Regions from separate parts of the Homo sapiens genome. Here region 2 is linked to region 1. A link is a contact called in ENCODE Hi-C or POLR2A ChIA-PET data. All regions are on one chromosome and are shown on one strand. The core of a region is the stretch at or near the end of the contact, and the rest is flanking DNA. Distances in the headings are between cores, read along the strand shown. Region 1 holds the start of FTCD-AS1 (FTCD antisense RNA 1). Region 2 holds the start of SPATC1L (spermatogenesis and centriole associated 1 like).

What was found. Hi-C counts contacts between places; a loop is a spot of excess contacts on that map. ChIA-PET counts read pairs that join two places held with the same protein, here RNA polymerase II (POLR2A). Pooled maps may share reads with other maps.
Region 2: a loop to region 1 is called in a map of endothelial cell of umbilical vein, with 2.1 times the contacts of the local background. The contact joins the promoter of SPATC1L here to the promoter of FTCD-AS1 in region 1. A Hi-C loop is called at or near these places in 14 of 168 maps with a recorded cell type or tissue (B cell, CD4-positive, alpha-beta memory T cell, CD8-positive, alpha-beta T cell and 10 more), 9 of 37 single-sample maps with no recorded cell type and 20 of 50 pooled maps. POLR2A ChIA-PET finds 5 or more read pairs at or near these places in 7 of 52 experiments (GM10248, H1, HepG2 and 4 more).

Annotation. Positions count from the first base shown.
Region 1 is chr21:46,148,130-46,152,863 of GRCh38, forward strand. It overlaps FTCD-AS1 (FTCD antisense RNA 1), which reads left to right and starts at 3,485. Exons shown (of 2, transcript NR_170989.1): 1 at 3,485-3,630; 2 at 4,165-4,518. It overlaps FTCD (formimidoyltransferase cyclodeaminase), which reads right to left. Exons shown (of 14, transcript NM_206965.2): 4 at 3,763-3,851; 5 at 3,429-3,608; 6 at 2,259-2,396; 7 at 1,990-2,121. RefSeq lists enhancers at 3,702-4,405, 4,406-4,734.
Region 2 is chr21:46,181,269-46,186,002 of GRCh38, forward strand. It overlaps SPATC1L (spermatogenesis and centriole associated 1 like), which reads right to left and starts at 3,191. Exons shown (of 5, transcript NM_001142854.2): 1 at 3,088-3,191; 2 at 1,356-2,506. The coding sequence starts at 1,548. It overlaps LOC124905045 (a long non-coding RNA gene), which reads left to right and starts at 3,279. Exons shown (of 2, transcript XR_007067914.1): 1 at 3,279-3,919. RefSeq lists enhancers at 1,253-1,856, 1,857-2,460.

The sequences.
Region 1 (4,734 bases), core at 2,235-4,734:
AATACTTTAAACACCTTCAAGTACTCCCCACAACGTATTAATTGCAAAAGGAAAAATAGTAACATTGCAGTGAAGGGTCCAGGAGGAAGGGGGTCGCCTTGGCAAGTGACGGGTCCACGTCGGCACCCTGAGAAAATGAGCATCATGGGGAGTCGGCGTCTCTGAGGAGGACACAATACCATCTATGCTTTTCCTGCCAAAAATGCGTAACTGGCTGGGCGTGTTGGTGCACACCTGTCGTCCCAACACTTTTAGGAGGCTGACGTGAGTGGATTGCTTGAGTCCAGGAGTTTGAGACCAGCCTGGGCAATAGAGCAAAACCCCATCTGTACAAAATTAGCCAGGACTACATAGTGGTCCTTGCCTGTAATCCCAGCACTTTGAGAGGCTGAGGTGGGAAGATCACCTGAGCCCTGGAGTTTGGGGCTGCAGTGAGCTGTGATTGTGCCACTGCACTCCAGCCTGGGTGACAGAGCAAGACCCTGTCTCAAAAGAAGTAACAAATTAAATTAAAATAAAAATGCACAACTACATCTGGCCACAAGCAACATCAGACTAGTCCCCACTGAGGCGCTTTTAAAAGTCTGTCCTTTGAAACTATGTCAAGGTCAATGAAGGACAAGGAAGACAGGAACAGTTGGAAGAAAGGAGAAAAGGTTGGCTCAGTGCTCTGTGTTACGTGAACTGGATCACGGATTGGAGGAGAAATCGCTATGATGGGAATCACTGGGACACTGAAGCAATTTGATTATGGCCTGAGGATTATTAGATACTAGGATTGTATCAGTGTTGAATTTCCTGATTTTGATAATTACACTGTGGTTATGTAAGAGAATGTCCCTGTTCTTAAGAAACACAGCCTTAATAAATTAGGGGTAAAAGAGTACAATGTCTTCAACCCAACTTTTAAATAGTCCGGAAAAAAATATAATATGATTATACACAAATAAATGGGGCAAAATGCAAGCACTTGGAAAATATGGGTGGGAGGCAGGAGTGGAGGGCCACCTGTATCTTCTCTGTAAGAAATTATACAAAATGTAAAGTCACAAAAAATTTTGTTAACAGCCAAGAATACAACAGACAAGGCCACAAACGCACCAATGATTGAGGCTGGGTTTTGGAAAACCACTGTGAATCCAGAGGAAAGGAGTGGAAGAGAAAGTAAAGACGGAGGCAGAGAAGACATCAAAGCTGCTGCAGCATCACGGGGTCCTACAGCTAGAGAACTAAATAACTGGGTCAGCGATCTAATAGAAGAAAATATGCCCGAGACTAAACAAGGACGGAATCCACAAGTCACGAGAGCTAAATCAGTAAAAACACAAACAGACAAAACGTCCCCAAAAAATCCAGTTAAGTGGATTGTGCTTATTGCGAAAAACACACCTAAAACAAAGTGACCTTGAGTGAAAGGACAGACCAAGGCGGACAGCGGCTCTGCAGTGACCTCGAGTGAAAGGACAGACCAAGGCGGACAGCGGCTCTGCAGACGCTGCCACACCCCAGCAGGACCTGAGGCCCCGGTGGAACCCAGACTCCAGAAGCCTTGAGGCCCAGGTGTCCACAAGACAAAAGGAATCACTTTCTGAAGGAGCCGCTCCGTGGATGGGGATCTAAGTCCCATAGCTAAAGGCACACACATCCATGAGCTGCCAGTTCCAGGGGTGCAGGACGCCCCGATGGAGGTGGTGAGAGGAGGCACAGGCCCCTCCACGGGAGCATGGCCGGCCCAGGAGGCAAGACCAAGCAGAAAGGGTGGGGTGTCCTCTCCGTGGAATTTGCACAGCTGAGCATATCATAGGTCACAAAAAAACCTCAATAAGGTGTCCAAAATAAAAAGTGAAATCTCATCTTCTGAACACAAGTCAATAAAATGAAGGGGGAGGAGGGGGAGGGAAGCTGCGCCCCAGGGCTGTGAGCTCCGCCACCGCCTCCCCACCCTCCCTGCACGCCCCTGTCCGACCCTTCCTCGGCAGCCCGGCCCACCAGCCTGATCCGCTGCTCCTCCTCCAGGATGAAGAGGTTCTCCTTCTCGCAGTAGAAGGCGGCCGCATCCAGCAGAGCCTTCAGGGGCACCAGGCCCACCAGCTGTGAGCCCACCACTGGGAGGCTCAGCTCCTGCCAAGGCACAGGCAGCGTCACCCCCTGGGGGCTGGCTGGAGAATGGCCCTGGCTGGAGGATGTGGGGCCCCCGCCCTGCCCACGGGACAGATCGGCTCGCCCCTCACAGCAGCAGCGGCTGCTCCCGGGCTCACCTGTGCTTCTCGGCAGGTCTCCTCGTAGACCGTGTGCAGTGCCGTGACCTCAAAGTCCAGAAGATTGGTGGACACCTGAGCCAGGTTCTTCTCATCCAGGTACCAGCCAATGCCCTGAACTTTCTTCAGACGTCCTGGCTGCAAAGGAAGAGCGTTCCCCAGCCTGGACTAGGAAGCTCATCCTGCCTGGCCCTGCCAGTCTCTCCTGGCACTTGCATTCCCCAGCTGGACGGGGAGGAGCCTGTGCCTGGGTGGGTGCTGTGGTTCTCCTCCGTCCCTCACTGAGCTGGCCGGGGAGGGCCAGAGAAACTTCGCTTGCCACAGGGAAACGGAGGCCCCAAGGGTCAGACACCGGAGGCCCACCCCGGCAGGCCCCCGCCCAGCCTAGGCCCTGCCTTCCAGCCACGCTGTGTCCTAGATGTTGGGGGAATGCTGAGGGGTGGGGCCCCAGGCACCCCCATGCCGTTCTCCCATCCCATCTGCTCCGCTCCCGACAAGTCCCCTCAGCCCCGCACTTGTCGGGGTGACTGAGTCCACGTGGGGGGACTCTGACCTCTGCCCTTGGCCGGGGCCTAAAGCAGGACTTAGAGGTCCCTGTGCTTTTGTGCTGAGTCTGCAGGTCGGGAAGCCGGGTCCCAGGACCTTGGCTGTTTGTGGGACCGGGGTCTCTGAGTGGGGAACAGATGGGCAGGTGGTCCCCCCCGCTTTCTCCGGGTATCTATACCCGGAGTGACGCTCAGACCGGGTGACCACTGCTGTGCAGACGTGGAGGGAAAGGCCTGGGGGCACCTGAAGGTTTGTAGGGGTGTCGGGGCTCCCAAGGCATCTGGAGGGATATGGGGGGCCCCTGAGGGCACCTGGGACTCCGGAAGTCGCTGTTTCCCAGCAGTATGGAAATGCTGCCACATGTTAACAAAGGGAAGTCCTGCCTCGTTCCCTGGAAAATCCCCAGGAGGCCAGAGCTCCCCAGCTTCACTCCGCCCCTGACCTGCCGACCTGCGCGGTCCCCGCACGGTGTGGACGCGGAGGCTGGGCCGGTCTGCAGGTGGGAGGCCGAACCCTGTCCGGCCGGTGCCCCATCCCCACCGACCTCCCCGCCTGAGGCTCTCAGCCTCTAACCCTTTCCCGAGGGGCTGGGTGGGGCTCCATGGGGTCAGTGAACGGGGTCACCTGGTCCTTCCCGCGGCCCTGCTCCCGCAGGTTGAGCGCGATGCGGTGGGCTTGCTCCTTTGTGCCGAGCAGGTTGATGTTAAAAGCAATGAGGAACTTCCTCGCCCCCGTGGCCGTGGCCCCCCAACTGGGGACAAAGGAGCTGGGACCAAAGTCGGGCGCCCAGTCGGCCTGCTGGAGCTGTGAGCAAGTTCGCTCTGGGGTGAGACATCCCCCACGGGAGGGAACAGCCCCCCGGGGTCCCGGGAAGGAGGGGCCCGGCCCAGCCACCCCAGCCAGGACAAAGGGGCAGGTCCACCTCCTTCCCAGGCCCGACCGCCCGGGGTGGGGGCACCTTCTTAGGGAGGGCCTCGTACTCCCCGGCCCGGATGGCCGGCAGGGTCCGGCGACTGTCCATCCTGGCTGCCTCGCCGTACAGGTAAACTGCAGGAGAGCCCGGCGGTCAGGCCTGGACCGGCAGGGGGTCCAGGACTCAGTTCCTGGAGGACGCAGGTGGAGGGGCTCCCTCCAGCCTAACCCAGGAATGGGCCTCTACTGCACCCTCTCCTGGGGAGTGCCCGTTCTCCGCCTTGGATGGATGCGGGTGGTCCCAGTGGACCCTCAGTGTGGGCCAGCACCCCTGCCCACCCCCTCCTCAGAGGGCCCTGAAAAGGCGAATTGCAGGGTTAGGATGGAACATGTGGGACATGCTAACGGCAGGACGTTCATGCTTCTGTTTTCTTTGTATGATAAACAGAACCGCAAGCAACCACATAAATATAACGGCAGAGAAGAGGAAAAACTCGTGAACCCGCACACCAGTGTGACTGTGACGTGGGCCCTGCGTCGGGATTTCCTTCGGGGGGACTGGCATGACCGTGACGGGGGTTACGTGTGCCCTGCATGCCGGCGTGACCGTGACGGGGGTTACGTGTGCCCTGCACGCTGGCGTGACTGTGACCTACGTCCCTGCCTCGGGATTTCTTTCCAGGAGCGCTGGGTTGGTGCAGCCTAGGGGTGGGTATGCACTTTGTCCCGTTTGTCTCTGTTTGTTTCATATCATTTTCTTGATTTAGTTAATTTCCCAAAGTGAAATTATTCTGCTCTAGAAGGCGTGGACTTTAAGGCTCTTGGTTTGCCTGTGCAGCTGCTCTGCGGTGTAGTCTGAGGAGGCCCCGGGCCTGCACGGCCGCAGGCGAGGCTGCGTTTATTTCGGTATTGAGGGAGCTGCGCTTCTGCATGTTGGCTTTTTGGAACACTCTGCCCTTGCAAGAGCAGTCAAGGGCAGGGAACTGGGGGATACAGAAGGAGCCAATAACCCACACCA
Region 2 (4,734 bases), core at 1,941-4,440, 33 kb after region 1:
CGTGGGGCTCAGTGGCCGCTGATGGAGACGCAGAACCTGGGGCCTCGCACAGCATGGCCCCCAGGCGCCAGGTTCCCCAGCCACACTGTCCCCGCACATCCTGGCGAGGTGCTCTCCTCCCAGCTCCCTGCGAGGAGCCCCTGCCTGTCACCAGAGACCAAAGGTGTGGGGACGATGCCATGGATTCCCCTCTTTGCTTCCAGACACGCTCGCTCTCAGGCTTGTCCATGGAGCTCCGAGCAGGGCCTGGGGCCTGGCTGCGGAGAGTGCCTCCTGCACACTGCGCCTGCTCAGAGTGCACATCTGAGGGTGGTGGCCAGCGTTTGAGAAGGACTCAGGAAGCAACCTCCCCCACCCCCAGCACAGGTGCTGGAGCGGCCCCTTGGTGAGTGGCAGAGCTGGCCTCCCGGGCATGGCTCGTGCTCGCAGACAGCAGTGTTCACGGGCACTGGCGAGGCTGCCTGCTCCATCGTCCAGGACCAGGCAGGCTGACCACGTCCTTTCCGGGCCCGGCCCGGTGGGAAGCTGAGGTTGGCCGTGGGAATCCCAGGCAGTGCTGGGTCAGGGACTCTGTCCTCTGCCCACCATCCCAACAAAAAGTCAAGGGTACATCTGTCAGCCCCACCCCAAATCACATGCAGGAACGGGTAATGTTTTTCCCAAACCTTTTAGAATAAAGCCTACTACTTTGCAGAAAGTGACCAAACCCTATATATATACTTTTTTCAGTAAAAAGCCACAGAAGGTCGGAGTCAATGCTATGTGGTGAGTGGATCATGGCTCCACACTCCCAGCCCCGCAGGGACAGGCGCCCACTTGTCCCTACCTGCTCCCCTGGCCGGTGGCTCTGAGGCCTCCCCAGGGTGGGACCTTCCCACCATGGGGCTGGCCTGGCTCTGGCCGGGGACATGAGTGGATGGGACACAGCACTCATGGGACTCGTGTGGCTGGTCTGACACCCCCCTCGCCCCTGACCCAGGAGAAGAGACACATGCAGCAGAGCAAACTGCCAGCCAGGACCAGCCTGGAAGAGCTGCCTGGGGCCCTGGAGGCCCACAAGCCTGCGCGCCACCTGCTCTACCCCTATGGGGACACTTCCATGACTGCAGCTGACCAGTCCACCTGCCAGCGGTTGACCACTCCCACTTCGCCAGCGACCGAAGGGGAGGGGAGGGGCCTCACCTGAGGGCAACAGCAGAACCCACCACCTGGTCTTGCTTTACTCAGACCTGAGGGTGTGAAAGGTGCCCGTGACCTCCCGCATCAGGGAGCTGGCCGCCACCCTCGACTCCCGGGGAGCAGGCGTCCCGCGACCCCCTCATCTACCAGGCCATCTGAGCTGGGCGGCGCCTCACCTCCGCTCCCGGGGGAGCCGGCCTCAGGGTAGGCATGCGCCCTGGGTGGGAGCAGGTCGTGGCCGCCGCCCTCCTGGCAGCTCTGGCTGAGCAGCCGCCGCAGCATCTGATTCTCCTTCAGGAGGCGCACCTGCTTCTTCAGGTCCGCGTTCTCGCTCAGGAGCCGGCTCATCAGCTCGCCGCCTTCAGCCATGGCGGGTGCGTCCCTCCTTGTCCCTCACGGCTCCTGCAGCCCCATGGAGGTGGGAGCCCAGAGCCCGCAGGCACCACAGAAACAGCCCAGGCACGGAGTTCCGTAGCCACCACCGCCTTCCACGCCTTGTGATGTCACTGCCCTAGTGATGAGGTGCCCAGCACCCTGCCTGCCCCCGCGATGGCTCATGGCCCCGTTGAGGCAGTGAAGCTGGAGGCCCGTGGCGTGCACAGGCAGCCACTCCCACATTATGACCAGGGCCCGAGAATGCCAAGGACATTAGGCAGCTACGGGATGTAGCGACTGTACTCCAAGAGGGGCGTCCAAGCCACTCCCCATTGAGCGGCCCAGCCAGGGTCGGGTGTCCACCCTGTGTGGTGTCCTCAAGCTGGGTGGGGACGCTGCCTTCACCCGAGTAACATGTGGGCTGCACTTCCCATAGGACCTGCCCAGGACACAGGGTTCCCAGTGCAGCTTCCTGTGGACCCTGGCACCCAGGGCAGCAACTGATGTGCAGGTGTTCATCAGGGTCCGTCCTTGGCACCCACACTTGAGGAGGGAGGGACTGGCAAGGGCAGTGGGAGGAGACCAGCATGTGGGGGAGACCAGCCTGGTGGGGAGACCAGCTTGTGGGGGAGACCAGTCTGCGGGGGAGACCAGCCTGGGGAGGAGACCAGCCTGCAGGGGAGACCAGCTTGCGGGGGAGACCAGCCTGCGGGGGAGACCAGCCTGGGCGGGGAGATCAGCCTGGGGGAGGAGACCAGCCTGGTGAGGAGACCAGCCTGGGGGAGGAGACCAGCCTTGTGGGGGAGACCAGCCTGCGGGGGAGACCAGCCTGGGCGGGGAGATCAGCCTGGGGGAGGAGACCAGCCTGGTGAGGAGACCAGCCTGGGGGAGGAGACCAGCTTGCGGGGGAGACCAGCCTGCGGGGGAGACCAGCCTGGGCGGGGAGATCAGCCTGGGGGAGGAGACCAGCCTGGTGAGGAGACCAGCCTGGGGGAGGAGACCAGCTTGCGGGGGAGACCAGCCTGCGGGGGAGACCAGCCTGGGCGGGGAGATCAGCCTGGGGGAGGAGACCAGCCTGGTGAGGAGACCAGCCTGGGGGAGGAGACCAGCCTTGTGGGGGAGACCAGCCTGGGGGAGGAGACCAGTCTTGCGGGGGAGACCAGCCTAGGGTGGGGAGACCAGCCTGAGGCAGCCCCACGATGGCCCCCACATGCTTTGGAGCACTGGGTGGCCCTGAGGGCTGGGCTGGAGGCCACCTACTGACCTCACTCCCTGATGAGAAGGGTCCAGCAGTGCATGTCCACCCCTCAGACCACGAGCGCCCGTGTCTAAGACACCAATTGTTCCTGACTGCACTGCTCCTGCCTGCACGTAACTGAGGACGCCCCCAACCCATGGCCACGGCCCCTCGGGCCGTCACACAGGGCTGCGGCTCATGGGGCCCTGCTAGAGCAGGCGTCTGTCCTCAGTCAGTGCGACCGACTTGAAACCCACCCTGACTCCCTGCTTCAATTACTTGGGAAAGTAAATCACCTCAGTGTTGTTTCTTGGCTCCGAGGGTCTTGTTTTATCAGCAGCCGGGATGCAACAGATGGGTCATCTCATCCTCATGGGAAGGGACGTACGGCAGAAAGCACAACCCAGTGGGCCGGCCACACCTCCAGCCCTGTGACGGGCACCCACCACCACCAACCCAGTGGGCCGGCCACACCTCCAGCCCTGTGACGGGCACCCACCACCACCAACCCAGTGGGCCGGCCACACCTCCAGCCCTGTGACGGGCACCCACCACCACCAACCCAGTGGGCCGGCCACACCTCCAGCCCTGTGACGGGCACCCACCACCACCAACCCAGTGGGCCGGCCACACCTCCAGCCCTGTGATGGGCACCCACCACCACCACCATCCCAGTGGGCCGGCCACACCTCCAGCCCTGTGACGGGCACTCAGGACCACCAAGGGCACTCAGGTGCAGATGCCCCTGGGAGAACACCACCTTCATTCAGCCCGGGCGGCCAGATTAGGGGAAGGTTGCTTCTAGGAGAGAAAGTCTTGAGTCAGGCTTTGTGGAGAAAGGAGGTTTCTACACCCCAAGCGTTCCTGACACAACCCAACCAGCCTGGTGTTGCACCACAGGGCTCACACCTCAGATCAAGACAACGGGGGCCCAGCCACAGCCCACTGACGAGGGCATGCAGGGCGTCCAGGATGCAGGGCAGAGAGAGAAGCGAGGGATGAGTCACGGATGCGCCCCCCGCTCTGAGCCCGACGGGGCCCTGAATGGCTTTTCCTGCCCTGGCTCCTCCCATCATATTTTAAATGCCGTCTTCCTCCCGCTCCAAGGAAACCTTCTCTTGACGTCAGGTACTCTCCAGCCACGGACCTATCAACATTCTGACAGTTTTCTGGTCTTGACACATTATCCTTTTAATATAGCGCTGGATTCAATTTATTAATATTTTAAGTATTTTTATGCTCACAGGGGAAGTCGATCTGAATCTCCTTTTCTTGTGATGTCTCGGTCTGGCTTTGGAACACTGGCCTTTTAAAATGAGCCGCAGAGATTCTGCGCCATTTTCTGGGTGTTCCTTCTTAAACGTCGGATAGAATTCATCTGTGAAGCTATCTAGAACTAGATTTCTTCTGGAAAAGTTTTAAATTTCTAAATCAATTTCTTAAATAGATACAACGCTACTTATATTTTATATTTTTCCCTCATGTGCGTTTTGCTGACAATTGTGGCTGTCAGGTAGTTTGTTGATAATAGGGGAGGCTGTGCATTTGTTGGGGCAGCGAGTGGGGAAATCTCTCTATCTTCCTCTCAATTTTGCTAAGAACCTAAAACTCCTCTTAAAAAAGTCTTGAAAAAGACAAAAGCACGAAGGAAACCAGAGAATATTTCAAGTTGAATGAGAATAAAAACATGACATTAGAATTTGTGGGGTGTAGTTAAAGCTTGATGCCCGTGCTCCACAACCACAGGAAATGGACAAACCCTACCAAAGTTATCAAAAGAGAAGGACACCCCATCTGTAGAAAACAGTCAGAAGATTAGGCAGATGTGGTGGTGCGTGTCTGTTGTCCCAGCTACTCGGAACACTGAGGTGGGAGGATTGCTTGAGCCTGGGAGGTCGAGGCTACAGTGAACTGTGGTTGCGCGGCTGTGCTCTAACTTGCGT